6 separate regions of the Mus musculus genome follow, and all the other regions are linked to region 2. A link is a loop called in an ENCODE intact Hi-C map of the cell type or tissue named here. Cell type or tissue: left cerebral cortex. All regions are shown on one strand. Each heading gives the region's core, and the rest is flanking DNA. Links, peaks and the distances in the headings are about the cores only. Region 1 overlaps Dscaml1 (DS cell adhesion molecule like 1). Region 2 overlaps Dscaml1 (DS cell adhesion molecule like 1). Region 3 holds the start of Dscaml1 (DS cell adhesion molecule like 1). Region 4 overlaps 4833428L15Rik (RIKEN cDNA 4833428L15 gene). Region 5 overlaps Dscaml1 (DS cell adhesion molecule like 1). Region 6 overlaps Dscaml1 (DS cell adhesion molecule like 1).

The links. Peaks named below come from ENCODE experiments on the same cell type or tissue, not always from the same donor. Only the 100,000 strongest peaks of a DNase experiment are listed, where the experiment ranks them.
Region 1: a loop joins it to region 2, with 3 times the contacts of the local background. A loop is called at or near these places in 4 of 42 quality-filtered maps.
Region 3: it touches region 2 in a loop (2.1-fold over the local background); 4 of 42 quality-filtered maps call a loop at or near these places.
Region 4: it touches region 2 in a loop (4-fold over the local background); 5 of 42 quality-filtered maps call a loop at or near these places.
Region 5: a loop joins it to region 2, with 3 times the contacts of the local background. A loop is called at or near these places in 17 of 42 quality-filtered maps.
Region 6: it touches region 2 in a loop (2.3-fold over the local background); 2 of 42 quality-filtered maps call a loop at or near these places.

What each region holds. Positions count from the first base shown.
Region 1 is chr9:45,659,631-45,664,833 of GRCm38, forward strand. Dscaml1 (DS cell adhesion molecule like 1) reads left to right here. Exons shown (of 33, transcript NM_001081270.2): 4 at 1,503-1,649. Among named protein-coding and RNA genes, the nearest start is that of Gm22069, 27 kb to the left of the region's middle. In left cerebral cortex, for the core only: no CTCF peak of the experiment used is centred there; DNase peaks (open chromatin) are centred at 3,106, 3,307 and 3,956; H3K27ac peaks cover 1,644 bases.
Region 2 is chr9:45,587,837-45,593,039 of GRCm38, forward strand. All of the region lies in intron 3 of Dscaml1 (DS cell adhesion molecule like 1), which reads left to right. Among named protein-coding and RNA genes, the nearest start is that of Gm22069, 44 kb to the right of the region's middle. In left cerebral cortex, for the core only: a CTCF peak has its summit at 2,247; DNase peaks (open chromatin) are centred at 1,822 and 2,222; H3K27ac peaks cover 1,119 bases.
Region 3 is chr9:45,427,644-45,432,846 of GRCm38, forward strand. Dscaml1 (DS cell adhesion molecule like 1) reads left to right here and starts at 2,710. Exons shown (of 33, transcript NM_001081270.2): 1 at 2,710-2,869. The coding sequence starts at 2,824. 4833428L15Rik (RIKEN cDNA 4833428L15 gene) reads right to left here and starts at 3,589. Exons shown (of 5, transcript NR_040732.1): 1 at 3,502-3,589. In left cerebral cortex, for the core only: no CTCF peak of the experiment used is centred there; DNase peaks (open chromatin) are centred at 2,714, 3,980, 4,165 and 4,549; H3K4me3 peaks cover 2,126 bases; H3K27ac peaks cover 1,829 bases.
Region 4 is chr9:45,413,408-45,418,610 of GRCm38, forward strand. It overlaps 4833428L15Rik (RIKEN cDNA 4833428L15 gene), which reads right to left. Exons shown (of 5, transcript NR_040732.1): 5 at 3,219-3,988. Among named protein-coding and RNA genes, the nearest start is that of Fxyd2, 9.9 kb to the left of the region's middle. In left cerebral cortex, for the core only: CTCF peaks have their summits at 513 (motif pointing left), 2,672 (motif pointing right) and 4,068 (motif pointing left); DNase peaks (open chromatin) are centred at 516, 2,694 and 4,060.
Region 5 is chr9:45,738,626-45,743,828 of GRCm38, forward strand. It overlaps Dscaml1 (DS cell adhesion molecule like 1), which reads left to right. Exons shown (of 33, transcript NM_001081270.2): 21 at 1,855-2,008; 22 at 3,491-3,608; 23 at 3,956-4,119; 24 at 4,365-4,463. Among named protein-coding and RNA genes, the nearest start is that of Cep164, 87 kb to the right of the region's middle. In left cerebral cortex, for the core only: a CTCF peak has its summit at 2,189; a DNase peak (open chromatin) is centred at 1,816; H3K27ac peaks cover 520 bases.
Region 6 is chr9:45,701,225-45,706,427 of GRCm38, forward strand. It overlaps Dscaml1 (DS cell adhesion molecule like 1), which reads left to right. Exons shown (of 33, transcript NM_001081270.2): 12 at 585-784; 13 at 1,100-1,196; 14 at 1,304-1,432. Among named protein-coding and RNA genes, the nearest start is that of Gm22069, 69 kb to the left of the region's middle. In left cerebral cortex, for the core only: a CTCF peak has its summit at 2,224 (motif pointing left); a DNase peak (open chromatin) is centred at 2,234.

The DNA.
Region 1 (5,203 bases), core at 734-4,733, 72 kb after region 2:
CACACACAAAATGTGTGCTTGGGCCATACATGAAGTATAACAGAACATTCCTTATAGAGTAAACCACATTTGAAGCTTAAACTGCCTAGGATGGGAGAGGGGCTGTGACTCTGCCCCAAGAAAAGGGAAGCAGACCTCTATAAGGTCCAGTTTGTCAGATGTGGGGATCCACAAAAAGTTCTCCCCCTAGAGTGTGCCCTGCTGACGAGCTCACATCACTCCCCACCCTGACCCATCCTTCCTGGATAAGCACAATTATCTATGTGTGACAGCAAAAACCCGAGTTGGTCCTTGTGATCTCTCCTCTGTACTCAGTGAGCAGAGTCCCCAGGCTGCCACCAGACATACCCCATCCCAAGGCCACATCTTCCCTTAGGTCAGCTCTCATCAGCTCAGAGTCAGGCAAGGTTTGCTGGGACCCTACACAGAGAAAATCATTTTGCTGTGGGCAGATGCAACAGCAGCAACCACGTGAGGGTCCTGCCACCTGTCTACTCTACTTCCCTGGCAATTCCCAGCTGGTAAGGCAGGAACGGCTGGGACAGTGGTACCAAAGTGAACCCAGAGCTGTTCAATGGCCGTTCAGGCCTGCAGGTAATGACTGTGTCTGCCTCTCTACAGCCCCAGTACTGAAAGGTTTTAAGGTTTTCTTACACTTATAAAGAAGGCTGGGATCAGAACCCCAAGTTCTGGTCCAGTGACTGCAATCCGGGCCAGTCACTTCAATATGTGTTGGCTTCCTCCTCTAAAACAGAGCCTAGCATTCCAAGTCACTGAGCAATGACTGAGGAATTTCTGCAGGCTCATGGGGAAGGGTGGGAAATGTGAGGGCTCTTCCACGCTGCAAAATCACTTCCTGTATGCAGACATTTGACATATCCAGCCAGTGCAGGAGTATCTGCACCTGTACATCTAAGGCTCAGGAGGCTAAGCAAAACCCAAGATAGCACAGTTAACAAGTGGTGACACCCGGTGGATTTCACTGTCTGACTCTAGCACCTGATTCCTTGTCAGGTGGCTTGCATATACTTACATTCTCAGTGCTTCGGGCCAGAGTTAGGAAGATCCTGAGTTCGACCGGCCTGATCTACACAGTGACTACTCTAAAAAATTATCATCATGTTTACTTTTCATTGTGTCAGTGGGTGGCTAAAAGTCTTGTCTAGGAGCTAGAGAGATGGCTCAGTGGTTAAGAGCCCTGATTGCTCTTCCAGAGGTCCTGAGTTCAATTCCCAGCAACCACATGGTGGCTCACAACCATCTCTAATGGTATCTGATGCCCTCTTCTGGTGTGTCAGAAGACAGCGACAGTGTACTCATATAAATAAAAACAATACATAAAATAAATTAATCTTAAAAAGGAAAAGCTTGTCTATTGGCGATGGCCCATCTGTGAGGCCACTCGACTCATCCCTGGTTTTCCAAGATAGCTCCAAGTGGGCCACCTGCCAGCCAGAGCTGTCCCAGCAGAACTAACCAACTCTATCTGGTTGTGTCTCCAGAAAACAGGTTTTTCATCACATCACATGGTGGACTGTACATCTCGGACGTGCAGAAGGAAGATGCTCTCTCCACCTACCGCTGCATCACCCAGCACAAATACAGTGGGGAGACTCGTCAGAGCAACGGAGCTCGGCTCTCTGTGACAGGTAGGCGTTTGCCCAGGGTGCTGGCCCTCCATGGATATGGGATGCCTTGTGTATCCACGCTGAGAAAGAGTAATGATCATGGGCATTGATACCGCTGGGAAAATCTTCAGCTGGGCTGAGTAGCCTTGATGTAAGCTTTTCTAGAGGTTTCCTCTTTCCAGGGGCCACTGTCAGACCATACCTGGCTCGCCTGATGGACTGAAAGGTTTCCAAGTATCCTCCGAGGTTCTGGTTCTCAGGCACACTTCAGCGTCCTCTCCATTCCCACAGCCACTGTTCCCACTTCCTCTTCTTGCCATCTTTGTCAGGAAACTCATTGTTAAAATCTGTAGTAATCATGAGCCTAGATTTCAGGAGGGTTCTTCATTCCCTTGTGTCTCTAAGTGTTCCCAAAGATTTGGGGGAGTTTTGTTTGTTTACTGTTTGGGGGGAGTTTTGTTTGTGTTGGTGGTAGTGATAGTGTGTGTGTGTGTGTGTGTTTGTGTGTATGAGTGTATGTGTATGAGTATGTGTGGGTGAGTGTGTGAATATGTGTGTGAGTGTGTGCATGTGAGTATATATGTGTGAGTGTGCATATGAATGTGTGAGTATATGTGATTGTCTGTATGTGTGGTGTGTGAATTGTGAGTGTGTGTATGAGTATGTATGAGTGTGTATGTGTGTGTGAGTGTGTGTAGGTGTGTGAGAGTATGTGAGTGTATGTGTATAAGTATATGAGTGTATGCATGTGAGTATGTGAGTGTATGTGTGTGACTGTGTGTGTGTGTGTTTGAGTGTGAGTACATATGAGTGTATAAGTGTGTGTGTGTGTGTGTATACTTTTTTTGGAGGCTGCCTCGCTGCACTGGAGAGCAAGTAGACTATAATAAATGTTTCTAGGACATTCTTGTTCTAGGATGTGGTTGTATGTTCGAGGAAAAATGGAGTATGTATCCTACTCACTGTGCACCACATAGCTCTCCATGTGCCACATGGCCAGCGCCACAGCCCTGTGAGGTTTGTGTCATGTTCTATATTCCCAAGGAGAGCCAAGAGTCCTGCCTAATCTATCAAGCCAGGGGGAGGCCTAGCAGAGTTCACACACCAACCCCCCCTACCCCACCCCCCGCCCCGACAGCTGTGGTCCCCTTCTGCTGAAGCCAAGAGAGGGCCTGCAGATCACCCACATACCAACTCTAGCAAAAAGAGGGGGAAAGGCTGTTTACATATCCCTTTATAAGGCCTTTTCCACAAGCAGGTTCCAAATTTCTGACATCCATCCACAGACAGATGTTTTTATGGCACCTGTACAGTGCATTCTGGGATTACCCTGCACTGTCAGCACAAGCTCTGACATGTCCTTTGTTGGAGGATTTTCTTTTAGAGCAGGCACTGACCTGGAACATGCAGTGATCCTCTCGCCTCAGCTTGCCAAGTTCTGGGATCATAAGCACGCATCATCATACCACGATTCTGATGCTCTCTGCCGTGTGGGCTTTGTTGTTTGTGGGGTTTGACTTGGTTTTGTCTTTTTGTCTTCTCAGACATAGCCTCGTGTAGTTCAGACTTACCCAGAGATACCCTTGAACTTCTGATCCTGCTGCCCCCAGCTCCTGAGCACTGGGGTTTTAAGTGTGCCACCACTTCACATGTATGCTGTGTTGAGGGTCAAATCAGGACCCCACGCATGCTAGGCAAGCACACTCCCAACTCTTCATCCTCAGCCCCCAATGTTTTCTGTCATATTCCATGCTATTTTAATTTTCTTCAATGCTGGTTGCAACCCACAGAATGGATAGCACAGCCTCCTGGGGGTGGGGATGGGGTGGGGGCGTTGACCAGCAGTTTGAACATCCTTGCCTTGAAGAGATGGGGAGGAATGGAAAGAGAGAACGAACTGATAGAAACTCACTTTGTGGGTGGCTAAAACCACAGGATCATGCCCCACTCCAGGCTCTGGAAAAGGACTCAGCTATTCTGTCTGTTTCTGTCATCTATAGCTTAGGGACATCAACCCTCATTGACAGGTGACCCCTCAGGACCTGTCTCATGTGCCTAACACAGTTGAAAGAAAGATCAAGCAAACGGGAATCGGGAGGCAATAACCAGACTGCCCAGTCTGACCCTCATGTCTCTGATGTCTGGTCCTGTGGCTAGCACCCAGTGAAAACCAAGCAAACATTTGTGGCATTGGGGAGCGCCGTGGGAAATCATGTGTCTGTGGTGAGACAATGACACTTGGCCATGGCGCAGACCATGTGGTAGGACTTCTGAATCTGTAGCCAACTCAGAGTGTGTTCCGTTGGAGTGGTTTGCTTCCAAATTACAGAGCCTTGTTTGCATGGTGCTTTGCATCTCATTTGCATGCTCCTCACACAGTGCAGGGGTGGGGGCACAGAGAGCTCCTATTGCAGTCCTGCTCTGCTCTCCCCCATCAAATCCTTCATTCTGTGCGCCGGTGGCCAGACTTACAGCTTTGGGAGTGGGGAGTGAGGATTAGGCAGGGGTCCCTCAAAAGAACAGATTCTGGAAGCTGGAGGCTGTGCCAGCTTTTCTTTCTAGGCCTACACCATCGTGTTGGGTAAAAGGCACGGTGGAGGAACCGTGCCTCTAAGGACTAGGAGATAAAACCTCACCTAAAGGGACAGAGGTCAGATACAAAGATGTCTGGACAATTCTGGGAGAGAGGCCTGGGCCCAGAGAGAGTGGTTCAGGATAGGAAAGAAGACCTAGACCCAGACCAGAGAGACACACCAAGACAAAGGGAAGTGGGAGAAAGGAAGGAAGATGCCGGAGGGAAGAGAACAGCAAGGAGAGGAGGAGAGACCTTGCAGTGACGCAGGGCCCTGATGTGATGTGATGTGACAAGGCAGCTGCAAGCTGCTTGTCTCTGAAAAAAAAAAAAAAAAAAACGCAAGTGATCTGAGAGGGAGGCAGGGAAAGGCATCAGGGGAGCTGGGGACTGCCAGGCTCACTGCCCCTACTGCGCCCCTAAGCCCAGCCTGTCCCCAGGAAGCACCTGCTCCGTGTCTCGAAGGCCTATGAGCGCCTGAAAGGGCTCCCCATATGTGAAGGTGAGGGGGATGAGGAGGGGGCCACATCCTGGGTTGGAGATGACGCAAGAAGGCCAGAGGCTCTTTGCGAGCTGGACTAGCAAGCGTCCAGTGAAGTCCAAGAGAACGGCAAATACAGTTAGCTGGGCAGTCGTTAGGAGGCCACTGGCTATGGCATGTGGGATTCAGTGGTACTTGATGCCTGGCAGGCCTCCAGAAGCCAGCATTGGCAGGGAGGTCTGTGTCTTTGCCCTGTGGTTCCTACACCATCTTCCTGTCTCTGTCACATTCCCAAGGCAGGGCATAAGAGTAGGGAACTTTTTCTATTTTTCTGTTTTCTAAGTCAAACAGGGCAGTTACAGAAAGAGACTAAGTCTCCCCTGAATCCTCCGTGATAACACCCCTTCCATATGACTTGGGGCTTTCTAGAGACTTCTCCAAAGCAGAGCATCAACCTCTCAGAGACTTAGTCTGAGCCTCACCGTGAGACAGAGAACAAGGGACCAGACAGGATGTGGAACC
Region 2 (5,203 bases), core at 508-4,507:
TCTGTTCTCTTCTCACCCTCCTCTGTAAACGCCCTGCGATGCTGTCATTTTGAATCAGCTGATTTCAATCAAGTTGAAGCTGGTGGGTGGCTTTGTAGGTTGGCTAGACTTATTCTAATTTGAAACCAACAAATGGTAAAAAGAAAGTTAATGGCTTAATGAAGCTGGGCTGTTCCGTCTCTGCACTGAGCCGCCTGCATGCGGAGCTGTCTTCCACCTGTCCTCTAAGGCACTTGGCTGCCTGGCCTTATTCTCTTTGGACCAAGTCTTGACAGCTCCTGTGGGGATTGTCACTGTGCTTTTGTGTAGGGAAACAGTAAGCCATCTTCTCCCACAATGCATCTAGCACAAGCCATTCAGAATAGTCAACATCATATAATAGAAGTATCTAATAAGTCTCACGACAGAAGCCCTGGGTTCAAGGCCCCCGTGTGTGACCTTGGGCACATCATTTTGATTCTGGGGCTTGGGTTGCCTCATCTTTTTGAAGGTTTGGTTAAGAACAAAAAGCTGAATCGACTGAACATTTCCCACACACCAGAGCTGTGTGTGTTAGAGGTGCTGTCCAACTTAGCCTTCCCAAAAAATGTACTGTGAGAGGTGCTAATAGCATGCCCACGTTGGAGGTGAGCTCATTGGTAGAACCTTTCCCAGGAGGAAAGCCCAGATTCTGTCCTATGCAGGGAAGAGCAGTCTAGACAAGCGGATAACAGTCTGCGTGACAAGCTTATTTGATATCCGTTGGTGAAACCAGAGTTCTCATGTCCTGTGGGGCACAGAGCAGGAAGATCAGAGCTTCAAGGGATAGATAACAAGCCAGAGGCCACACAGCTAGTCAGTGGGAGAACAAGGACTGAGGCTCAGACAAGCTTTGAATAAGGTCAGCGCTAGTAGTGGCTGGGATGTCTTGTGGAAGAGCTGATATGTGTATCCTGACAGCATAGAGACATAGTGTGGACTTGATAGATATTAATTTTATATAGTCTGTGTCACTTACTGAAATGGCTACCCACAGACTAGCCTAGGAAAGTTCCTGAATGCCACGAGTTCTTGGGTCAGAGAACAGACAGTCAGTACCAAAATGCAGGAAGTTGAAGTGAACTTGACCTGATTCACATTTTTGCCAAACGACCTGGGTCCTGACTTCAGCAGTCACCCGGGGTTGGTGGTTCTGAGGTAAGAATAGCATTACATGAACTAGGAGCCAAGATCTTCTCCATCCAGGACAGTGTGGGCTGTTCACTTCACAGATTGACCACCATTGTCAGCTAGCTCTGCACCATCCATCAAGGGGAAACGAGGAAGGGCGAGCAGGGTACAACCTGGACCCTGCTCCAGGAAGACCAGTCAGAGTTTACATCTTACAGATGGTAACTTCTCAGCTTCCTCGTCTCACACCAGAGAGGGAGTGTCTCCTTGGAGAAGCAGGGGCGTTGGAACGGACCTGCCTCCTTCATATCTGCAGCACATCTGGACAGTTGAGAAAGGCAGGCTGCTAAGAATCTCACCAATCCTTTTCCACTTTTGAGGGGGTTCCTCATTTTTGGAAAACAACTCTCATCCCGTTTTCCATCTAGCACATGTGGAATGGGGGGGGGTGTTCACCTAAGCTTTAGGCATTGTGAAAAGGAGCAATATCTAAATAACACTTAAATCTACTTGATGCGAGCGTGTGTATGTACGCATGGAGACCAGAAGTCACCCTCAGGATCTATCTGTCTTGCTTCTGGGGACAGTCCCTCACTGGAACCTGGAGCTCACCAATGAGGCTAAGCTAGCTGGGTGGAGGCCCCAGGAAGCTTCCCACCTCACCTCCCCACGCTGGGACTACATCTAAGCCTCCACATTGGATTTTTCCACGGATGCTGGGCATGCAGTTCAGGTGCTTGTGTGGCGAGCACCTCACCCACTAAGCTATCTCCTCAGCCCTGCAGGGCACTTTTGATAAAACAAAGCCCTTCAGTTGGCTCTGTGGTTACCTTCTGACTCTACCTTGCAACTTGAAAACTGAAGCTCAGTAAACTACCTCCCTTTCTCATGAACACCTAGCTAGTTAGCGAGCGGCAGGTATGACACACACACTAGTTCATCTCATCTTCAGATAATCCACTGAGGTATAGTTGGAGTGTGTGGCTTAGCCTAGTTTGATGCCCAGAAGGAAGGACTTTACTACGAAAACCCTGCTATTCTCTTGGCTCCACCCTTAACCTAGAAACCCTAGTCTTGCTCTGCTGTGCTGGTTTTCACAGATAGGTGGCAGCACTGAGCCACCTGGAAATTCCTTACTAGGATTTTTTTTTTTTTTTTTGACACCAGCTATTAAATTGTTCTTAATATGATACCAATTAAGTATCCACCTGGCAGAATGACTTTTAACTGAGTTTTATCTGGGGTTTCAAATGTTTTAATAAGTGTTAAAGGTCATCCAGTTAAAAAAGCAAACAACAACAAAACCAACCAAACAAAAAAACCCAAGTAGTGCCAACAAAAAAGGTCTTACTAGAGGGAGATTTTAAAATTTATTTTACTTTGTTTTTGATGTTTGTGTGTGGGGTCTTTTTGGGATGTTGACCAAACTCAGGGCCTTGTACATACTAGGCAATAATTTTACCAGAGAGCTACATCTCAGCACTTGATCTGGGTTTAAATGGAACCCAAGTACTTCAGCCATCAGCCTAACCCTTGTCTTTGGGCAGTAAACAATGAGTTGAAAAGATGGAGTCTTCCAAGCTGAAGACTGCTCTCTGCTCCAAAGCTGAAATGTGGGCTTTAAAAGAATATGGTGTGTGTGTATGTGTGTGTCTTCCACTGTGTACCATGGAATGGAACTGGGTTGTCAGGCTCGGCAGCAAGTGCCTTTACCTGCCAAGCCATCTCCCTGGTCTATGGGCTATCATAGCTAAAGCACCTACTGTGTGCACCTACTCCTACACAGTGTGTTTTCATGTGTCACCTTCCAGCAATCTCAGTCATCCTACCCAGCTGGAATTATTGTATCCACTTTGCAATTGAGGAAGCTGAGCCCCAGAAAGGCTTAGCACCTTGCCCCAAATCTAAAGGCTGATAAATGGAAGTGAACCTGGGATTCTTCAGTCTGATTCTAAGACAGTTCCTCTCCAGATCCTTCATCCTTCATCCTTGTGCCTGCAAGGTGGGCATCTCTCCTGCCTGTCTAGATCTATCATGGGTATTTAGGAGCAACGGCATTTCCTCGTAGCCATGGCTGGGGACAGGAAAGGAAGGGCCTAAGGAGTAGGAGTGGCAGAATGGAGACCAAGCCCAAACTGGTAGCAAGCAGACAAGCCTGCCTGAGCGATGGCTTGGAAACTCCCCTCTGGAGTTAATTTCAGTCACAGTGTCTTCCTATTAAGTGGAGCAGTTGGTTGGCTGCAGGTGTCAGAATGTCCCTATAAAACTAGAATCCAATCTCATCTTAGGGGGGAGGGGAAGTGGAGCAGAGAGAAAGAGTAGAGTGGGGGAAGGAGGAAGCTGGCAGCCTTTACCCATACCAGTGGGGTAAAGAGAGCAATTTGTTAGGTCTACGCTGTTGGTGGCTGATGAAATTCCCACCTAGTTCTTCCTTGTGCTTAGAGACTGGATTGGGCCTGGCCTGTGGGTCAAGCTGCTTTCTGGCTACTCCATGGGTCCCAGCCAACAGTTTTAGCTGCTGTTCTGCAGAATCTGGGGCACTGTTTGGGGCCATTCACATCTGGGACCTTGACATTGCCAGGATAGGCTCCATGGCATCTCCCCTGCCCTGCCCCGCCCGCCTGTGACTAGCGCTGTGGCAGCAAGTGCTTTAAGCATCATTCTCTCACTACGAGTGAAACTTACGAGTGGAATTAGCATTGCCATTTTCCAGACTAGGAAACTGAGGCTCACAGGAAGTTGCCCAAGATCACTTAGCTAGAAAAGTGAAGCGTCAGAACTTGATCTCAGCAATTTTACCCTGAAGTCCACATGATACCCCTACATTGGGCCTCAGGGCCCTGCAGCAGAACTTGCTGAGGAGTGTCCCGTGACCCACTGTGGGTATGTATAAGCCACCTATAATCTGTCCCAACAGCAAAAAGAGATAAAAACTTCTCCCAAAATGAAGATAAACTGGGAGGTGGGTGGGAGGAATTTTTGTGACACTGGAACTCAGGCTGGCCTGACTCATTGCTAACTCCCAGCAACCCAGTTGCCTACAGTCCAGTATAGATAGTCATCGGTATCCCTTTAAGTCTACTTCCATTGTGGAATGGAAAAGCATCAGCAACTCTCACAGTTAAATTCTTTAGATTTGCAGAGGCATACAAAAAGATTAAATGCTTTTCCCATTTCCCTCCAAGTCTTAATTCTTCTGATATGTTTCTCCACACCATGGTCTAGATTTACCCCAAGCTAGGGGAACACCCTAGCCCTAGAAGGCCTGCTTCATCTTTACCTTCCAAGGACCGGGGCCCTGAAGGCCAGTCTCCCAAGGTCAGGCCCAACTGATCTGCGGAAAGTCCCTGAGAAAGGCCAGCCTGGATGCCCATCAGGTGTCCATCTGGGTGCCCAGCAGCCCCATCCCCGCAACTACTCCAGGACAGCATTCAAGGCTGCCCTTGAAGCACCACGAGGCTGTTTCCTGGCGACCAGGTTGGACTGAGAAAGCTGAAACCAGCCACCCTGGGCTGGAGGCGAGTCACTGAGCACCAGGCCCTGACTTGGCAGTCCTTGCGGGAAGCATATGGGACTGAACAGATGGGCCAGGCACAGGCGCCCCGAGCTAGAACCATCAAGGCAAGAGCAGAGCTGGGGAGGGAACGGAGAAAGAAGCAGGGAGACAGGTCTGGAATTGGCTCACAGACCAGGCTTGTGACAAACAAAGGGACGTGGCTCCTACACTGCTCAGCAGCTGTCCTGGAAGGCTTCTCTCCTGAGACACACACCCTCTAGTGAGCAGCAGGGTCCCTAAAGGCTCTCCCAAGGGAACCTAGCCCATGGGTGCCACTGAAGGCAACCTCAGTAGTAAGAGATCCACGTCTGAGTTGTGTGCTCCTGTGAGGATATCCTATGAGGATACCTCTCCCCTCCTATGATTCTCCCTCCAGCTCTAAAGGACGCATCTGTTTGTCTGCAAACACTGATTTTTTTTCACCCCAAATCTGAAGGCACTACCAAGAGAAATGGGGGTCACATGGTCACTGCAGACAAAGGACCCACTCAGTTGTCT
Region 3 (5,203 bases), core at 572-4,571, 160 kb before region 2:
CAGGTGAGAGCCCTTTAAACTCTTAAAATACTGGATTAAAAAATTAAATGTGTCTGGCAGTTCCTTAAAAAGTTAAACGTAAAATTATCATACTATTCAGAAATCTCACTTCTGGGTCTGTACCCCAAGAATGGAAAGTGGGGGCCCAAGGAGTTGTTCTTACAAATGTGCTGATAGCATAGTCATTCACAAGAATCAAAAGTGGAGTCAACCCAAGCATGCATTTGATGGATGAATGAATAAACAAGTGTTGTGTAGACACACAATAGAGTACTATTCAACCGTAAAGAGGAATGCAGTTCTGCCACGTGCTGTAACATGGTTAAACCTTGAAAAGATGCGCTAAGGCAGACAGGAAAGGAGCAAAGGGCTATCTATGCTTTCCACTCACTATGAAGCAGCTAGACTAGTCAAGTGCACAGAGACAGAGGTCAAGGGACGGTTCCAGAGACTGAGAGAAGGTTCCAGAGACTGAGGGGAGGTTCCAGAGACTGAGGGGAGGTTCCAGAGACTGAGAGAAGGTTCCAGAGACTGAGGGGAGGTTCCAGAGACTGAGGAGGGGTTCCAGAGACTGAGAGAAGGTTCCAGAGACTGGGGGGGGGGTTCCAGAGACTGAGGGGAGGGGAGGTTCCAGAGACTGGGGGAGGGGAGGTTCCAGAGACTGAGGAGGGGTTCCAGAGACTGAGGGGAGGTTCCAGAGACTGAGAGAAGGTTCCAGAGACTGGGGGGGGGATTCCAGAGACTGAGGGGAGGTTCCAGAGACTGAGAGAAGGTTCCATAGATTGGGGGGGGGTCCAGAGACTGAGGGGAGGGGAGGTTCCAGAGACTGGGGGAGGGTTAGGTTCCAGAGACTGAGGGGGAAGGGAGGTTCCAGAGACTGGGGGAGGGTTAGGTTCCAGAGACTGAGGGGGAAGGGAGGTTCCAGAGACTGGGGGGGGGGAGGTTCCAGAGACTGAGGGGGGGCGGTTCCAGAGACTGAGGGGAGGTTCCAGAGACTGAGGGGAGGTTCCAGAGACTGAGGAGGGGTTCCAGAGACTGAGGGGGGTTCCAGAGACTGAGGGGAGGTTCCAGAGACTGGGGGGAGGGGAGGTTCCAGAGACTGAGGGGAGGGGAGGTTCCAGAGACTGAGGGGAGGGGAGGTTCCAGAGACTGGAAAGTGGCATGAGGAGCTTCTGCTTAGTTTGATGGGGGAAAAAATCTGGACATGGGACACGATAATGGTTGGACAACATTGGGGCTTTACTTAGTAGTAGTAAGCTTAACCGATGGCTAAAATGAGGGCGGGAGAGAGCTCAGTTTGTAAAATGCTTGCTGTGTAAGCAGGGAGCGCTGAGTTTGGCTCTCCAGGTTTAAGTGAGAGAGACCCTGTTTCAAAATATAAAGTGAAGAGAGATCTATAGGGGGAAAATCACCTGACATGGACCAGTGTCTCCACACACACATGCATACACATGCACCTGCACCCACGGAGACCTGTACACACACCACACACACAAATTTAAAACTGGTTAAAACGGCAATTTCACACTTTACGGATCTTTCCATTTAAAAAAAAAGCACAGCTTTCAAATTTTAGTTTAAAACGTTAGACATATTTTGGCAAAACCTGTGAATGAGAAAACCTGGTTCTTCGCCTGAACTTGGGTGAGACATCTGGAGGAGACAGAACCGCAGCTCCCAGCTTCTCCCACCTTTCCTACTATGCCTCACAGAAAGCCAGGTCAAAACAGGTGGCTATTTGCATGGAGAGTTCTGTGCTGGCACCTAGTGTATCTTCGGGTTAGCTGGACCCCTTCTCTGGAACCTGTGTGGCCTCTTATTTGAGAATTAAGACAAAAGAAGACTTTCACCACATCAGCCTTCCACGTCAGAGTCAGGCATGACATGGTGCCTGTCTCAGAGCTCAGCTGTGCTAGGCTTCCATTTGGTGGCTGATAAGGCACTCTCCTCACTTTGTCTTGACCAGACAGATTCTGCAAGGCGAGGAAGCTGTGATGGTGTGTGTGCAGGGGCGCGGGGGGTGTGGTGGGGGGAGGTTAGGGAGAGAGGGACAAAGCACACATAGAACAGGCATTATCTGTGCATTGTAAATGACTGGCTTTTTTTTTTTTAAGTATTAGGTTCTAGTGTATATTTGGACAGTGCTGGGGATGGGTGGTCTGAGACAGCTTCTCCAGGAAGCTGACTTGCAGAAGTGACTAAGGGTTTGGGAGCAACACGTACGATTGGGCATTGAGATATAGAGTACCAAATGTCTTCAAAGATTTTTAGCCCAGATGTTACTCAGAGCACCTATGCTCTCCCATTCGTGGAGGGAAACTGAGTCCAAAAGAAACAGCCAGCAATGGCTTTGAATGACCGGCCGGGCGAAAAACCCGTGTTCTTTTCCCCTTACATGGCAGACTCTTAGCACATGTATGACATATGCCTCTGTGCGACCATAGGCTCAAAAGCCTGCGAGTTACAGGGACCCCTCTCCTCTCTCGACCAGAGGAGCAGGATCGAGACTGTCTGGTCAGGGTCCCCACCTCTGTCCCCTAAGCTTGTGGGACTAAGTGACCCCAGGCTGGGGCTGGAGTAGCACTCACCACCCCGGGGTGTCGCGGGGGGCTGGGGCGGGGAAAGCGGCCGCCTAGCCCAGCCCCGTGGATGACAGGAGCCGGGGAGCCGAGGAGGGAGGAGCCGCCGCCGCGCGCTGGGCTGAGGAGCAGAGAGAGCGGGGCGCCGAGTGCGGGCGGCTGGGAGCGCGCTGAGCGGGGGAGAGGCGCTGCCGCACGGCCGGCCACAGGACCACCTCCCCGGAGAATAGGGCCTCTTTATGGCATGTGGCTGGTAACTTTCCTCCTGCTCCTGGACTCTTTACACAAAGGTGAGACCCGCGCTGCCGGCGGCTGGGCGGTGGAGGCGGCGGGGCTGGGATGCGCGCGGCTGGAGGCAAGGTGCGGTGCCCAGTGGGCTCCAGGTGCCCGAGTGCTGGACCCACTCGGGTGCATGGCGCTGGGTGGGCGCGAGAGCTGGGGCGGTTCCGAGAGAAGGGTCTGGTGAGAGTCAGCCTGGGACCGCTTGCCAGCCCCCCTGCGCCTGCCGTTTAGGGGCGCGCCCGTGGGGGGCGGTGGCAAAGGAACCCCTGGTTTTCCCATCGCAGCCCAGCTTTAGTTCTGCCCTGGCCCCCTCCCCCAGCCCCCAGCCCGCTCCCGCGGCTTGCTGGAGCTGGGACCCCGGGGTGCCCTGCGAGCCAGGTGGTCCTCGGACTGAGACTTCATCCGGGAGCCCTCGGTATTTGGGTCCTTGGACCTAGGGAAGATCACTCCTGCCGTAGCTTCGTGCGCCCCTCGACCGCCCTCGACCCCCGCCCTGGCGCAAATGCCGGCGCACCGCATGGCGCTTATCCGCGCCTGGCTGGGTGCAGGGCTGGGGAGCTAGGGGTCCCCAGGGGTGGGGGTTCCCTCGGACACCAAGTTTGTTCTTCAGACCCAAGAGTCGCCATCACCTATGTCTCACCCCTGTACCCCAGGCGCTGGCTCCGGCTTCTCTGCGTCTCCCTGACCACCTTAGGCAGCGCGCCCCAAGGTGCAAGACTCTCCGCTCCGGCGCTTGGCCTGCTGGACCTGGGGACAAGTGTTCAGACTGGGGGGCGTGTCCCTTTCCCGGGAGAGAAAAGGTTGCTAGGGGTGGGTCCAGGTGTCCGGCATGTCCAGACCTGCTCCCGGGGTTCCGTGCACCTGATCTGAGAGGCAGCCGGGACTGAGGGGTTGGCAAAAAGCAGGCATTTTCGATGGTTAGCAATCTGGGCACCAAATCGACACTTGGGCAGCGCGGGCAGTTGAGCTTCTAGGCTGTGGTAGAGGACGTGCCCCCGGGCGCGCAGATGGCAGGAGGGAGAGGAGGCGGCCGAACTCCGCGCCCTTGCGCTGTAGAGCACAGACGCTTCTCGGCTTTACCTGCTCAAGCCTCTAACTTTTCTCCTTCGCGCCCAGAGGGCAGCTTCTCCTTTCGCCCCCTTTGCATGGGTTGGCCTGGTCCAATAATAATTCTTGCCCCTCTAGGCAATGGAGAAGGACAGCCAAGAGCCCGGGGGAGGGGTCTAGTCCTCTGCTAATGCCTGGAGATGTACGGAGTTTGTAACCTGCCAGAGCCCAAAGCAATGCTCGGTAGATTAAAGGAGGAACCTAGCCCTTATTAGTGCTATGGCCGGGTCAGAGCCAGTCTGATGGCCTACTCAGAGCCAGTCTGATGGCCTAGTCCACTGGGATTCTGTCCAGAAGATACGGGTGCTGGGTAGCGGGTGGCCTCAAATGGTGAGCAAAGTAATGGACTTTCTCAGGCCAAGGGGGCCACCGGGTAACACACCAAGGCTAGACTTGCTTGCTTAACTCCTTGCCCCCCTGGACTCCTAATCTGACCTCTTCATCCCACCTGAGAGCAACAATCTTGCCTCCTGCTTCCAGTACACACCACACACACACACACACACACACACACACACACACACACACCACACACACCAATTTTCTTTCTTGGGGCTCTTCCTGCTTCCCTCCACCCTGGCAGGCTGGTTTGGCTCACAGCTTTAATTACGTTAATATTAAATATACATAAGGTGAGGAGCGGCTTTCTCTCTCCATAGCTCTCACTCCAACCCCCTTCCCTTTTCCATTTGTCAGGCAAGGAACACGGACCAGAGCTGTGGCCACACTCAGTTGCTTTGTCCCTAACCTTGCTCCCAGGAACAGCCCATTTCTCAGCCCTGCAGCCTCCTTCACAAATACCTGCAGGACTGCACCCACCCCCACCCAGGAGCGCTGCATTAATAAATGAAGCCCCAGTTATTTGATAGGGAAGGAGCAGATGGGGGTGGGGGTGGAGAAAGGCCCAGAAGGCCACAGGGCAACAGCTGGAGGGGCAGAGCCCTCTCCTACGCAGGCAGGAAGTTGCCACAACTAGGTCTTGTGGGTAGACAGGAGTTACCAGGTATGGCGGCCCTGGGTGGCCTTTGGGTCTGCAGATCCTTGGCTCCCTTGCCATTCAGAGCACCAGCATCTGTGCTGGGCGCCAGGCAGCCTTGCCAGACAGGCCTATCTTTTCCTTGGTGCCTTAATTGGGTCTTAGGTGCCAGGCTGATCCCCAGGGGCCTGTTCTGCTTGGGGTGGCATGGTAGGTGGGTGGTGGAGGCGGCTGGGGAGGGGGGAAGACGTAATGTGGG
Region 4 (5,203 bases), core at 486-4,485, 170 kb before region 2:
CTCCCTGGCCCAGGGTAGTTAGTGTTCTTAATGCACAACTAGATGCACACAGCCACATGAGCACAGGAGCTTGGTACGTGAGAAAGGCTGCCACAAGGCACCTGGAGAAGTAGAGGAAGAAGATCATATGGAGCATGGTGAATTCTCTGTTACCACCCCCCCAACCTCCCAGAAAGTCCTGTCAATCAATAACCAAGTCTGCACTCACACAGAAACTTCTGGACCTCAGCATTCCTGCTCTGCAGTAAACAACAGCTCAGGTCTCTTGTCTGCAAACCAAACATTCACTATCAAGTTAATAAAGTTATTCAGGAGAGGCCTGAACCCTCAGACAGCCACTCAGGAGACATGAGCAGGAACAGGGGGTGCAGAATGGACCTCGGCTGTTCTGGGGTCCTTCCTGCTACCCTGACATACTTTCTTAGATCAGAATATACTCTCACTCCAGACCCCAGCGGATTAGCTAGTCCAGGATGGGAATCATACCTCTAAGTTCATGCACGCCCCCTAGTGGCCATCCCAGATCCAGCAGAGGATGTACTCAGTAAACAATAGTTGAGTGACCACACTGGCTGCTTTAGAGGAAGGCATAGGGGTAAGGAGGGCTGTGCAGGCATGGGGTCTGGGGCAGAGTCGGTGGTGTGTAGGCTCACTGAGGTGGGGTGTCTTTGAGGCCTTTCCCAGTATTAGCCTTCAGCTCATCCTCTGAGTCTTGGTGTGTTGGCTGGTTTTGTGTCAACGTGACACAAGCTAGAGTCATTGCAGAGAAAGGAGCCTTAGTTAGGAAATGCCTCCGTGATATCCAGCTGTAAGGCATTTTCTCAATTAGTGATCAGTGGGGATGGCCCAGCCTATGGTGGGTGGTGTCATTCTGGGCTGGTGGTCCTGGGTTCTATAAGAGCAGACTGAGCAAGCCATGGGGAGCAGGCCATTAATCAGAACCCCTCTATGGCCTTTGCATCAGCTCCTGCACCTGGGTTTGTCCCCTATCTGAGTTCCTTCAGTGATGAACAGCAATATGGAAGTGTAAGTTAAATAAACCCTTTCCTGCCCAACTTGCTTTTTAGTCATGGTGTTTTGTCACAACAATAGAAAGAAATTCTAACTAAGACACTTGGGAACCAGCAAAACCCACTGAAACCCTGGGCCAGTGACTCTGCGATAGGCATTATTTCCAAGTTAAGAGTCAAGACTACCAGCTTTCCTGGACCCCTCCCCTTAATCATTTGGGAGCGTTCTGTCTCGGCCCCTCTTCTCAGGATACCATGATGTCCAGAGATGACAAAGAGGCAGTGCCCTATGAGCCCACCTTCAAGATAGCCAGGTCCCAGGGATAGACTGAGCTAAGGTATAGGGGAGATGTCTTCACTCGTTGGGTCTCTGGCCGCTCAGCCAGAGCCCTTAGTTTCTTCCCTTGAGGAGGAGGGGGGTGATCTGTGGTCCAACTAGTCTGTCTCAGTTAGGGTTTTACTGCTGTGAACAGACACCATGACCAAGGCAACTCTTATAAGGACAACGTTTAATTGGTACTGACTTACAGATTCAGAGGTTCAGTCCAGTATCACCAAGGTGGGAGCATGGCAGCATCCAGGCAGGCATGGTGCAGCTGAGAGTTCTACATCTTCATCTGAAGGCTACTAGGAGAAGACTGGCTCCCACGTGGTAAGGAGGAGGGTCTCATTGTTCATCCCTAAAGTGACACACTTCCTCTAACAAGGCCAAAACCACTCCAACAAAGCCATACCCACTCCAACAAGGCCAAAACGACTCCAACAAGGCCGTACCTCCTAATAGTGTCACTCCCTCAGCCAAGCATATTCAAACCACCACATAGGCTGAGACCAAGGAGGATATGGGAAAAGGTTTCCTTGAGTCTAGCATTGATGATCAGTGGCTTGCTCCTCTTCCTGTCTATTTAGAACTAACTTCATGTCAGGACCTCTGGAGCAGATGGAGGGGCCCTGGATGTCCTTGTTCCTTCTCTCTATGTAGTCACTTTCCTCTGTGATCATTTGTCAGTAGACCTGTTGAGGACGGGTGGCCCAGTGGGTTAGATCCCACGCTGTGACCCTAACAGCTCTGGCAATGCAGTGGCAGAAATTAGGCCCATGTGCCTCAGGGAGTGTTGCTGGTTAATTTTTTGTCTACTTGACACAAGTTAGAGTTATCTGGGAAGAGGGACCTGTAGGCATGTCTGCGTGGCATTTTCTTGATGACTGGTTGATATGGGAGGCCCAGTTCACTGTGGGTGGGATCATTTCTGGGCTGCATAAGAAAGCAGGCTGAGCAAAAGCCATGGGGAACAGGCCAGTAAGCAGAGCTCCTCCATGGCCTCTGCTTCAGTTCCTGCCTCCAGGTTCCTGCCTTGACTTCTCTCAGGGGTGGACTGTGACCTGGAAGTGTAAGCTGAATAAACCCTTTTCTGTCTCCGGTTGTCTTTTACCACAGCAACAGCAAACAACCCTCCCCTGAGCTCTGCCTACATATCAGAGAGCAAGAAGCCCAGGCTGGAAGACACTGTGTGTCCTTTCAGGGAGGTCTCAGAGTTGGATATGTACACAATTGGGATGGGACGGAACAGGTTGCATCTTGCCTGTGAGCACAACTTTGAATGGTAGAGAATCAGGCCAATTTTCAGCACAGCCTCCAGTGCTGCTGTTCTGTCCTTAGACACAAGGGGACGCCACATAACCAGCTTCTCAGTTTCAAGGTTCACTGAGGACTATGTGATCAGCAGGAGCCGGGAAAGCTGGGATGTAGACTCCCCAGAGATGGAGAGGTGCACTCTGCCCTCCACAACCATCCATTTGGGGGGGGTGGACATGACAGTTCAACCTCCTGGCCATGTGTAAGCTCCTGCTCGCCCAACCCTTCACCAAATGGGGCAGAACCCTGATGTCACTGTCTGCATAGACTCTCTCATCATCACCCCAATCTAAGCAGGTCTAGAAACATGGCTGTCATCTGGACTTAGTACTTCCCTTCCCCCAGATCCTGCACGGCAGAGATGGGACGCGGTGTGGAAACAGACCGTGATAGGTAGGTCTCAGCCCATCAGCTGGACAGTAACAGGGAAATCCTTCCGTAGTCCTGTGCCTCAGTTTCCTCATCTGTGAGATGAGCATTATAAGCCCCATTATTAGGTTGAGTGAGATCAGGGATATTAAACAACGCCATCAATCGCTACCAAACAGAACGGGACTTGGTGAGAGACAAGGCAAGATCAACCCAGGTCTTTAATCAAGGATTTGAGTAGCCAACTACAGTGTACTCATGTACATACATACAATAAATAAATAATTTTTTAAAAAGCACATGAGAAACCTACAGAGGATCCCCTGGGGCAAATGCCCCCAAGCACCATGGGATACTGCTTACATCTAAGTCTTGGGGCTGTTTTTTTCCCAATCCATGCATTTGAGTGCGCGTACGTGTGTGACTCACGTGCGTGCATGCATGTGTGTGTGTGTGTGCGTGCTCGAGCATGTGTGTGTGTCTGTGTTCATTCTTGTAAGTGGGATTTGGCTCTGATCTAGGTGAACCCTCTCACTGAAAAGCAGACTTTGAGAGCTGGAGGGAGATGCCCTCAGATAACAGTAGGTCTCCTGCCGCTCCTAGAGCATCTTGTCCCTTTACTTTTTCCCAAGGGCCAAGGACAACTGTGACCTCTGGTCTCCTGAAGACCAGGCCAGCAGGGAGATGTCTCAGCACAGTGTCCAGAACAGTCAGGAGACTAGAGTTACACCCTATTGTGGACCCCAAGCTCTGCCCTTTGGTGTCTGTGTAACATCAGCAACCGCTTGGTTTCCAGAGCCTCAGGTTCCTCGTCTGTAGAACAGGAATATTGACTGGCCCTAGGGTCTGATGCAAACACATTTCAAACGAAAGCTTCACTTGCGATCCAAGTAGCGTCAGGTCAATCAAGATAAATCTGCACGGGAGTGGAGGGAAGCTTCATTCTGTTCTCCCAGGTCTGGTAGGATTGAAACTGAAAGAAAACCTCACGGTTACTACCCATACTGCCCACAGGTTTTTAGTGCTCAGTCTTTAGGTGACACCTGCTGGCCATAATAGGTACTGTATGCCCTCCCCGTACCCCACTCTCGCACCTCCATTCTGGCCAAACTACTGAGAACACTTACTTAGCTCTCTTTGGTCTCTTCGGCATTTCTTGCTCTTAGACTGGGAAGGGCAAAGAGTCCTTTCTTCCCAGGCAGAGACTTCCCCTCCTCCCCTGCCCCAAAGCAGGAATGAACAGGACTTAAGGCTGGAGTGTGAGTTTAGGGCCAACCTGGTCTAGAAAGACTTGTGCTCACAGCAACAATCCCATCAGGCAGAAGACCAGAATATCCAGCTGTCTCTGTCTCCAGAAAAGCCAGACTGAGGGAAGAGGTTCCAGGCACAGAGGCATAGAAGACTCAGAGCAGTTAGCTACTCAGTGGTCAGTGCTTTAGGATAAGTGGTCTCATGACCCACATCTATGCCCAAATACCGGGGTGTTTGGAAGAGTGGGTGAGAGAGGGGCAGGATGGGGGTGTCCCTAGCCTAGGATACGTCTGCCAGGAGGACCAAAGTCTACTGATGATGTCATATAATGCAAGAGATTTTCTTCACATCAGTTCAAGGTGCACAAGAGGATGTCTCAGTGGATAAAGGCGTGGTGGGAGAGGAGACTCCTGAACATTGTTTTCTGACCCTTACAATAACACATAGCATAAAAATGTAAAAATCCAAGACGGCCCGGTGCTGCCGGGAGCCGGCCAGGTGATCTGGCACACCGCTCTCCCTGCTTGTGCATGTTTGAAATGTTCTATGTCAAATCTGCTCTGGAGAGGTGACAGCAAACGCTGCTGCCTGCCACCGCTGGTGACCAGGCAAAGGTCACCAGCGGGGTGGGGACAGGTCAAGCTGTTTCTCTGATCCTCTGCTGAATGATCTGTAGAATGGGAGTGACAGGCATGAAGCTGTGATAATGATGCCACGTCCTGAGGGAGGGCCTGAGTGTGGCAACGAGCCACCACCAGGGCCTGTTACAGTCATCACCATGGGTGGCTGTCCATGGCTCTGGCTGGAGTTTGCCAAATGGAGCAGCTGATACTGACGAACAATTGGTTCATTCTGCTTGGTTTCAACGTCCTAACTAAAGTGATGCTGAAGACATCTTCAAAATGTTGCATGCCCCAGTGTGAGGCCGTTTCAGCTA
Region 5 (5,203 bases), core at 490-4,489, 150 kb after region 2:
CAGACACACAGACACACACAGACATACACAGAGACACACACACACTCACACACACACAGAGACACACACACACTCACACACACACAGAGACACACACAGAGAGAGACACACACACACAGAGACACACTCCATCAGAGACACACACACACACAGACATACACACACACACAGAGACACACACGCAGACACACACACACACACCCAGACACACAGAGACACACACACACACTCACATACACACACACCCAGACACACAGACACACACAGACATACACAGAGACACACACACACAAACACACACCTCTACACCCACAGAAAATGAGCACAGAGAACTGCACTCTAATTTTCAAAGAATTGTGCACTCCTTGCCTCTGGGTGACTCAGCGTCACAGCCCAGAAGAGACAAGGTTGTAGATTCCTAATTTGCAAAAGAACTAAGCTCCCCAATCTGTTGGGAGGAAGAGCTCAGGCCACACGGGTTCCCTGCCTGGTAAGGACAGCAAGCACCCTGGGCATGGCACCGCCCTCCAGTCTTGCACTGTCGTGAACTCACCAGTCCCCAGATGCCCTAGCCCAAAAGGGCTCAGAGTGGCTCTGCACCTGTCCCCAACAGGAACTGTGCACAAGGTTAGTCACAGCATCACTCGCCCACCCCTCCTGGGGAAGGCAGGAAGGACGGTGATGAGATACCTGCTCACATTATAAGGATATATGTACCTTCTCCCATCATTTCCCTGCAGACAGCCTGAGGCCAAGAAAAGGACGTTCCTTTTGTCCTGTTACAAGTCCTTGGGTCCTTCAGCTCTCCCATTGGCCATGGAGAATGTCCCTCGGTGACATCTATCTCTCAGCACATGTGTGCATCCGCACAGCCATGTGCAGGAGAGCCTGTGTTGCAAGATCTCACGACTGCAGAGATAACTAATTACCAGCTCCCTCTGGCCTCAGGGCCCCCATCTGTTCCAGGAACTGTTCCCCCTCCTTGGACTTGCGCCCTGATCTCAGAGGGGCCCTAGTGCTCTCCTCTCCCCCATTCCCTGCGGCTGGCCAAAAAAATAAAATAAAATAAAATGAAAGTCAGCCCCATCCGGCCGATGCCAAGGAAGAGGCTGACAGGAGGGCTACAAACTAGCGCTTATCAAAAGCGCCTTCTCAAATTCATTTCAATATCTGAGCCTCTGGTTTCCAAGGCAACATAATCTTTTCATCAAAGCAACTGGTGAAACCACTGGGATCTGATATTGTTTTGTTGGCAACTTGTCAAAACTGTCATTTGGTTAAAAAAATGTTATAGATTTATGTAACCTACAAATATATATAGCGATCCATACTACTAATAATCACTAATAAAGTACTGCCCAGTACAACTCTCCCCACTGCCTCTCTACCCCATCCTGAGAAGGAAAGAGTGTAATTAGGTGGCAGGGCGGGGAGGTGACTAGGCAGGGGACAGGCTGGAGGGCTGGCTACAGCCCTAACAAGGCAAAGGCAGTCATTTGGCTTCTCCACAGAACCTTTCTCTTTGCATGTGGTCTTCCTGGGACCCCAAGTCCCTCATTCTCCTTTCTCTGACTGCCTCTCATCATTTACTCAAAATACCCATATGTGTTGGCCTGTAGCCACAGCTACTAAAGCCTATATAACCGAGAGGGGTACCAAGGTTGGCCTACAAATACTGCAGGACTAGCTCCATCAGCTCCCGGGGTTGAGCCCAGCACAGTACTGTCCACTGCCTTTCTCAGGCTGGGAAAGAGCGTGCTGGACAGATCCTGTCCAAGGACACCAAGGACAATGGCAGGCAAGGGGCCAAGGCACGGTTTCTGTTTCATAGTGTGACTTTGTCTCCGCCCACAGGCTCCCAGCGAGTACGAGACCAGTCCTGAACAGCTCTTCTACCGGATCGCCCACCTGAACCGGGGACAGCAGTACTTGCTATGGGTGGCTGCGGTCACCTCTGCAGGCAGGGGGAACAGCAGCGAGAAGGTCACCATTGAACCTGCTGGCAAGGGTGAGAAGCCTGTGCCTAGGGTCTGATAGAAGCTTCCAGAAGCTCATTTGCAGAATTCTGGCTCCTCCCAAATAGGTGCTGCGTCCCTTCCCCAGTACTTTGGCTGTGGGGAGATGGCCAGTAGTCTCCCTTCTGCATCCACCAAAGAATAACCCTCTGCTGCCCCCTGACTCTGGAAAAGTCACACAACAAGCTACAATCAGGCCCTTGCTTGAGGGCTATACTGTTAACTCTCCTCTGACTTGAGATTCCCCCTCCAGCCCCCATCCACAGCAGAGCCTTGGTCTTAGCACTCAGCTCCTGAATGAGGAGCATCTCAGGATATGGGATACATGGATGCTTCCATGGGGCCTTTGGGACTCCAGAGAAAGCCTCATGCTGCAACCAGAAAGTGCAGGCTCAGTGCTCCTTTACCCGCCAGCAGGCTGGGGAACAAGACCTTCTCAGGGCAGGCCTCACTGATCCCTGATCTGGGCATGAGGGACTGCCCATAGGTATTCCCAATCTTTGAAGAGAATGATAGCTCTGAGGTCCTACCCAAAACTCAGTATCACTCACACAATGGAACAATGGCCTCTTGTCTGTCTTGGCCAAGGGGCAGAAGAACTGGCAACAGTAAGCTTCAAGTCTTCCAGTATCTCCAGCCTCTAGGCACCTTCCTCTTGCCCTGCCCCTTCCCTTCCCCAATCAATCCCAAGCTCACCTGACTCTCCCAGGCCTGGCTTGCCTTGGAAGGAGAGAAGCCTCCCTGTTGTCCACAGAGACAGAGCCAGCAAGCCTCCACCTGAGGGTCCATGGTAAGCCATGGGCTCACCCTTGCAGCCTTCCATCCAGCTGCACGGCCTGGCCATCCCAGACAGCTGAGATGTGCCGTGTTGAGCCTTGCAGCTCTGAGTCAGAGCTCCTTGCATATCACTGTCTCCACATCCTCACCTCCTTACCTCCTTCTCGGGGTACCACCTATCCTTTCTCCAGATCTCACCTCCTTCAGAAGCAAAGGAGCCTAGAGTCTTCCCCCTTCCCAGGACAAGGCCCTAGGTCCTGAGCTCTTGGCAGAAGTCTGTCCCCTGCCCCTGTGAGCATCAAATACAACCCATTCCTACACAAACACAGCTATCCCGTAAGGTTGAGCACCTCTGCCATACTTACACAAACTCACACAAATTCATACTTACACACACATACACATATCCTCTCCTACCCAAAATGCCCTTCTCCTGTGCGCCTTGCCCCTGCTAGAACGCCATCACTCCCTAGATGGCCTGGAATCCTTGTCACCCACCATCTTCTTCAGAACCAGCAGACCTCGGGTCCCATCGGTCCTTGTCCCCATTCTGTCACAGGACCACCTCCACCAAAGCAGCCAGTTTATCCAAAATTCTCCCCTGACTTGGACTGTCAATTCAGGGAGCAATGTGAATGGGGTTAGGGGGAACATGAAGGATAAAAAGCAGGGTGACCCTCATGTTCTCCTCTCTATAGCCCCAGCAAAGATCATCTCATTTGGAGGCACTGTAACAACACCCTGGATGAAAGATGTCCGGCTGCCTTGCAATTCAGTAGGAGATCCAGCCCCGGCTGTGAAGTGGACCAAGGACAGGTAGGTGGTTGACCCTGAAGGAGTGGTGTGGCTCCAGAGAGACAGAGAGCTGCTTGGCCATCATCACTGTGCCCTGCGGTGGCCCTACAGGGCGTATGACACTGCTCATAGCAGTATCCAAGCCACTGCTTCTCCCCACCCCCCAACTATAACCTTCTTCGTGTGTGGGAAGAAAGACAGGAGTTCCCTGGAAATCCCTGGGAAGTACAGAACAAAACCCCAAGGACCCAAAATCCCCTATAAGCCTCCTCCTACCTTTCTTCCATTTGCCCTCACACGTGGGGCGTCGGGGTGGGGCAGGACTAGAGAGAGGGTGTCATAACCCACACCACCTCCTGGTCTGGCAGTGAAGACTCAGCAATCCCCGTGTCCTTGGATGGACACCGGCTTATCCACACAAACGGCACACTGCTGCTTCGTGCTGTGAAGGCTGAAGACTCCGGCTATTATACCTGCACAGCCACCAACACTGGTGGCTTTGATACCATCATCGTCAACCTTCTGGTACAAGGTGAGACTCTGCAAAGCAGGCAGTGTGAGTGGCGACAGGGACAGGGACAGGAATCTCAACCTGTTCAAGAGACTGAATGACAAAGAAAGGCAACCCTGGGTGTTGGGGGTGGGAGGTCTTGGTGGGACTGAGGTGAGAAAGGGAGAGTAGGCATGAGGGATGGGAAAGGCTATGGGAGAGCCGGTACCTTTCTGTTGGGACACTCCAGACCTTTTGCACTGAGAGCTAGTGGTTTTCCCTCACAGTTCCCCCGGACCAGCCCCGCCTCACTGTCTCCAAAACCTCTGCCTCTTCTATCACCCTGACCTGGATTCCAGGAGACAATGGGGGCAGCTCCATCAGAGGTAAGGAGGGGAGGGAACTACTCACCTGTTTCTAATACTTGGTCCCATAATCCCCGAGAATCTGGAGGGTAATTCAGACTGTGAGGCATACATGGAGAGCGCTCCCACCCCCTCCATTTGTGAGCAGAACAGATCTTTCCTCTCTGGACCTTGGTTTCCCAGTCTTTCAAAGCAGGCAAACATGACATCAGCACCTCTCAAACAAGGGTCTGTGTGGCTCGGCAAAGATTGTTATAAGAATGCAGCTCAAGGCCAGGCATGGTGGTGCATGCCTTTAATCCCAGCACTTGGGAGGCAGAGGCAGGCGGATTTCTGAGTTCGAGGCCAGCCTGGTCTACAGAGTGAGTTCCAGGACAGCCAGGGCTACACAGAGAAACCCTGTCTTGAAAGAAAAAAGAAGAAGGAGGAGGAGGAGGAGGAAGAGGAGGAGGAGGAGGAGGAGGCATGGTGGTGCATGCCTTTAATCCCAGCACTTGGGAGGCAGAGGCAGGCGGATTTCTGAGTTCGAGGCCAGCCTGGTCTACAGAGTGAGTTCCAGGACAGCCAGGGCTACACAGAGAAACCCTGTCTTGAAAGAAAAAAGAAGGAGGAGGAGGAGGAGGAGGAGGAGGAGGAGGAGGAGGAGGAGGAGGAGAAGGAGAAGAAGAAGAAGAAGAAGAAGAAGAAGAAGAAGAAGAAGAAGAAGAAGAAGAAGAAGAAGAAGAAGAAGAAGAAGAAGAAGGCAGCTCAGCGTTCGTTCA
Region 6 (5,203 bases), core at 442-4,441, 110 kb after region 2:
GAGAGAGAGAGAGAGAGAGAGACTGTCACCCATAGAAATGCACAGATACTTTCATGTCATGTCATATTTACTGTAGACCTCTCAAAATAGCATTTGTGCTCATCACCGTGACAAAAGCATGGTAATATAAGACAGTAATTATAAGGCCTGCCACCAGATCTCATCACATAAAGAATAAGAGCGGAACATGCCCGTGTGTGATAAACAATATCCAAAGTTTGCTTGTTAGTGTTTTTAATATTTGCATAACCATATTTCAATATAACTGGTTTTCTTTGTAACTATGTTGTGCATGTTAAAAAAAAAAATCTGGCATCGCTAGAAGGATCCTGGGAATGTAAGGGGAAGAGAAAGAAAGTACCAGGCACGGATACCAAGGGGCACCAGGGACAGGCAAACATGATGCCCCTTCCTGGGAGGAAGCCCTCTGAAGCTGGGCAGCAAAGGGCAGAGCTTAGAGGTGGGACATCCAGCGTAGCCAAGGGCAGAGCAGGGTGAGGGACAGAACTTCTGCCACATGAGCACCTCCTGCCTCCCTGGGCTGGTCTTGGAATATTCACAGCCCCATGCCTTCTCTTCCCCAGTCCCAGCAATGATCACATCTCACCCCAACACCACGATCGCCATCAAGGGCCACCCCAAGGAGCTGAACTGCACTGCGCGTGGCGAGCGGCCCATCATAATCCGCTGGGAGAAGGGGGACACAGTCATTGATCCCGACCGTGTCATGCGCTATGCCATTGCTACCAAGGACAATGGCGATGAAGTGGTCTCCACGCTTAAGGTGAGTTTCCAGTCCCAATAAGCTTGGGGCACCTTCCATCCCTACCATTCCCACACCCAGATGTTTCTGCATCAGAACCTCAACCTGTCTCCTTTCTGAAAACCATCATTACATGAGTTCCCAGTCTCCTCCGTGACCCTCTCTCCCTGCTTGAGTTCTCTGCATGCACATCTCAATCCTTCGACAGAGAAAAGCCTTAGATAGGACCCTTTAGAATCTCCCTCCCAATCCCCCTAGAATGTCCCCCTCGAATGCCCCCCTCTAAAATACTCTCCCTGTTTCCTCCCTTTCCTGTTCCTGCTGGTCACATCTTAGCTCAAGCCAGCTGACCGTGGGGACTCCGTGTTCTTCAGCTGCCATGCTATCAACTCATATGGAGAGGACCGAGGTTTGATCCAGCTCACTGTGCAAGGTACGTTCACCTGCCCACCTGCCCTTTCACCTTCCCTAGGGCCCAGAGGCCCACAGCTAAGCTATCTGCTACTATCTCACCTTTGTTCCTCTTCTGTCACTGCCCAGAGCCCCCTGACCCCCCAGAGCTAGAGATCCGGGAGGTGAAGGCCCGGAGCATGAACCTGCGCTGGACTCAGAGATTTGATGGAAACAGCATCATCACCGGCTTTGATATTGAATACAAGAACAAATCAGGTAGGTGCTGGGACAGATGGTAAGGGTTTGCCTACTGTGGCCTCTTGTGGTACACAGCCTGCCTATGCCTCTCCGAAGGAGCACCACCTAACACAGAATCGCCAGCACCCTCACATGTACACTCCTTGTCCCCCGGGGAACAATGGCTAGCTTGGGAAGCTAGGATATGGATTGAGATACACTGAAGTCAGGAAAGGATCAGTCCCCTGGAGCACAATTCTCACCCATGGTCTGATTTATCGGTGCCAAGTGCAGGCCTGTGGGCTGCTCTGTGGGGATGTCATGGGTTTGCAGGGTCACCTGGATGGTGTTGGTTTGGGATGGTGAGTGCGCTGGAGATAGGTAAGATGGGGTCACTGACTGCCTACTCTCAGAGCCCTTCCTCTAGAGCCCCAGAGGCTCTATGCTGCTGCCAAATCACCATGAGACACTGTGATATGCTCCGGCCTAGCTACAGACAGGCACCCAGGGATCACATTGAATGCAAAGAAGAGATGCAGCTGCCAGGGTTCATCAGGAAAGACCCTGCCTGGTCCCTTGTGGATGTTTCACTAAGCTAGGTCTAGAGGACTAACCCATAGAACACACTACCTGCAGAGAAAACAGAAGCTCAGAGCCAGGCAAGATGCAGCCCAGGCTACACAGACCCCGCTGCCCCCATCCATGGGCACCACACTATGGCTGCAGGTGTGCATTGTAGCAAGGATGGGAGCCTCCAAGCTGAGCTTCTGCTCTGTGGAACCAAGGATGGATGCATGCTAAAAAACTGCCATCCAGTGGCAGAGCAAAAAAAGGTACTTGAAGCCCTGAAGATGGTAACAGCAGAGGCAGAGGTGCAAGAAGGCTGAGTGTGTCTGACTCACACACAGGCCTCTCAAGAAGCGGAGCACGAGCCTCCCAGAGGCACATTCACTTCTGTGGGGTGATGCCCAGTCAGTGGATAGTAGCTACCTGGGACATCTTGGCTCCCTGCTCCTATGTTCTTTGTAGCTGCTATTCTGCTTTTCTCCCTGACTGTACTTCTGCTTATTCCCTGATTTGCCCCTTCCGCAGACAAACCTCTGTAATGTATGGAAACCGTTCCTAGAGCAGTGTTCAATTCAGATGATGAGCAACACTCACTGAGAGCATCACCCATCTGGGAGGAGACATAGAAGAGAGGCAACCAGGGAAGATGTTATTCTTAAATATGTCCATAACACATCACCCTGCCCCATCCTCCTCTGGCTTGTACTGAGTAAAGTACCGTGAGGAGTAGGCTGGACAGGGGCGGGAAGGCTGGACAGGGCAGGAAGGCTGGACAGAACAGGAAGGCTGGACAGGGACAGGAAGGCTGGACAGAGGCAGTAAGGCTGGACAGGGGTGGGAAGGCTGGACAGGGGCAGGAAGGCTGGACAGGGCAGGAAGGCTGGAAGCCCTACAGCCTTCCCACAAGTTTGCACACTTAGAGATCCAGAGACTTGCTCCAGAAGAGCCTACCCAACCAAACACCTGGAACATCCTGGCATACTGGTGCAAGGACTCCAGGAGAACTTCAGCTCGCTGTCACAGAGACAAAGAATACGAGCATGGCGCAGTTTCCTGGTCTATAAAGTGGGTGCAGAATGAAGAATGTCTAAAGGAGGAGGGTTGTGGAGAATTCTAGAAGCATCTGGCATTAGGCTAAAGGGAGCCCTGGGTAAATATAACCCCCCCTCCCCCAGTAGCTCAAATACCTCATGTGGCAGTTTAGAGCCCTATGGGACTTACAGGCTGAAATTTATGTCTGTCAGTCTGCCACATGGACCACGTGCCAATCTTCCCACTGCCCCAAGAATCATGCAAAAGTCATGGAGTAGAAAAAGAGAATGAATTAGGAAGCAGAATGTTGCCTTTGGAAAGAGAACATAAATGGCACAAGCACTCACGCACACACACACACTTTCAGAACCATTACACAGCACTAACCAATCAAATGCAATTCACTGTTAACTGTATTACATGAGGATGGAGGACTGTATCCAAGGGAACAGAAGAATGACTCAAAAGAGGAAGGAAGTGGGCATGTTTGTGTGTGTGTGTGTGTGTGTGTGTGTGTGTGTGTGTGTGTGTGTGTGTGTGTGTGTTATCTAAGCTGACCTCTTTGTACCTATGAATATAGGGCGATGACAGTCATTCCTTAAACTGCAGACTTGGAGTGACTAAATATCAGAATTGTGTGGCCTTTAGCAAGTATTTTTAAACATCTTTGAGCATCTCTTTCCATTTTTCTTAGAAGGTAGGGTGATTTTTGAGTCAAGATCTTGCCCTAAAGCCAGGCTGGCCTAGAATTCTCCGTGTAGCTCAGGCTGTCCCCAAACTTGCTATCCTCCTACCTCAGGCTCCCAAACAGTAAGATTATGGGTGTGCAGCACCAGAAACAGAATTCTTGCTTTTGTGTGTGTTTGTTTGTTTGTTTGTTTGTGTGTTTGTGTGTTTGTTTGTTTTGTGGTATTGGGGACTGAGCAAGCCAGGGCCTCTTGAATGCTAGGCAAACTCACAAGCCTTAGCCCTAACACTTTGCAAAACAGAGATGGGAATCTTCATTCTCAGGGAAGTTGTAAGGATGAATGGGACATGACGACATTGAAACCTTCCTCGGCTCTCTTTTCGTGTCTCTGTTCCCCCTCCCTTCTGCCTCCTGCCCCAGACCACACCCAAGCTGAGTTTCCACCATTGCCCTTGCACCTTGGTCAGGTTTTCTGCCACGTAGCTCATCATGCTAATTTTCCAAGGGAAATTACCAAGCCTGCCCTTTCTGAGCCTCCATGTTCATGCTGTCTTTTCCCGGCCCCAGGCAGTAGAGTAATAATACATGAATCTGAATGATAAATAGCACCATCCACACAAATCTATCAGATGGTGCTGCACGCACTGAAAAATGCAGATGCCACATTTGCCTCTGCTCACTAAGCACAGACAGGGATGAGCTTGTCTGAGGATAGCCTTCAAAGCCCAGAACACTGTCTCGGGGGCCAGCCATCTTGGAGACTCTGCTGGCCCCATGGCGAGAGCCAACATGGTTTAGTGTGTAGTTCTGGGGTACGACTGGTAACTGAGATGTTTCCAGTTGCTGCTCTGACCCCAAGAATCTCTGTGCCACTGAGAGAGTGCTATGCAGGAGGTGTGCTTCACAAATGGGGTCCAAGGGGGGAATCAGGCACAGAGACTGGATTTGTGTTCCCCTTGAGGCAGCTCTTCTCACCCTGAACCCTCTGCAGTGAAGTAGCTCCTAAAACGGCCAAAGCCCAGGCTTCTTTCAACAAGCAGCCTTCTGAGCAATAGGCACAGCCATCTCCCAAGCCACTTCCTTACTTTTTAAGAAGAATATTCTGCATCATAAACCCTTTGATGAAGAAAGGACGAGAGAGCCCTTAATGAAATATGTTAATCTGGGCAAGGCAGGCACATATGAAAGGGAATATTAAAGAGACAATATTCACCATATCCAGCGCGGTGCTCCCAGAGAGCAGAAAAGAGAACAGAAGGAAACAGGCCCCTGAGTTCAACTGTTCAGCATCAGAAAGATGGCCATGATCAAGCCTGAAACTCAGGAGAGCCCTCTAAACATGACTTGGACGCATTAGTCATGAAGGGTCCCCAGGAGAGAGATACATTTAAAAATGATTTGGGAGTGAGGTGCTGGTGCTGGTAGAGGTGGTACACACCTTTAATCTCAGCACTCAGGAGGCAGAGGCCGGCAGGTCTCTGTGAGTCTGGGGATCTTCAGAGCCAGAAAGCTCCAGGACAGCC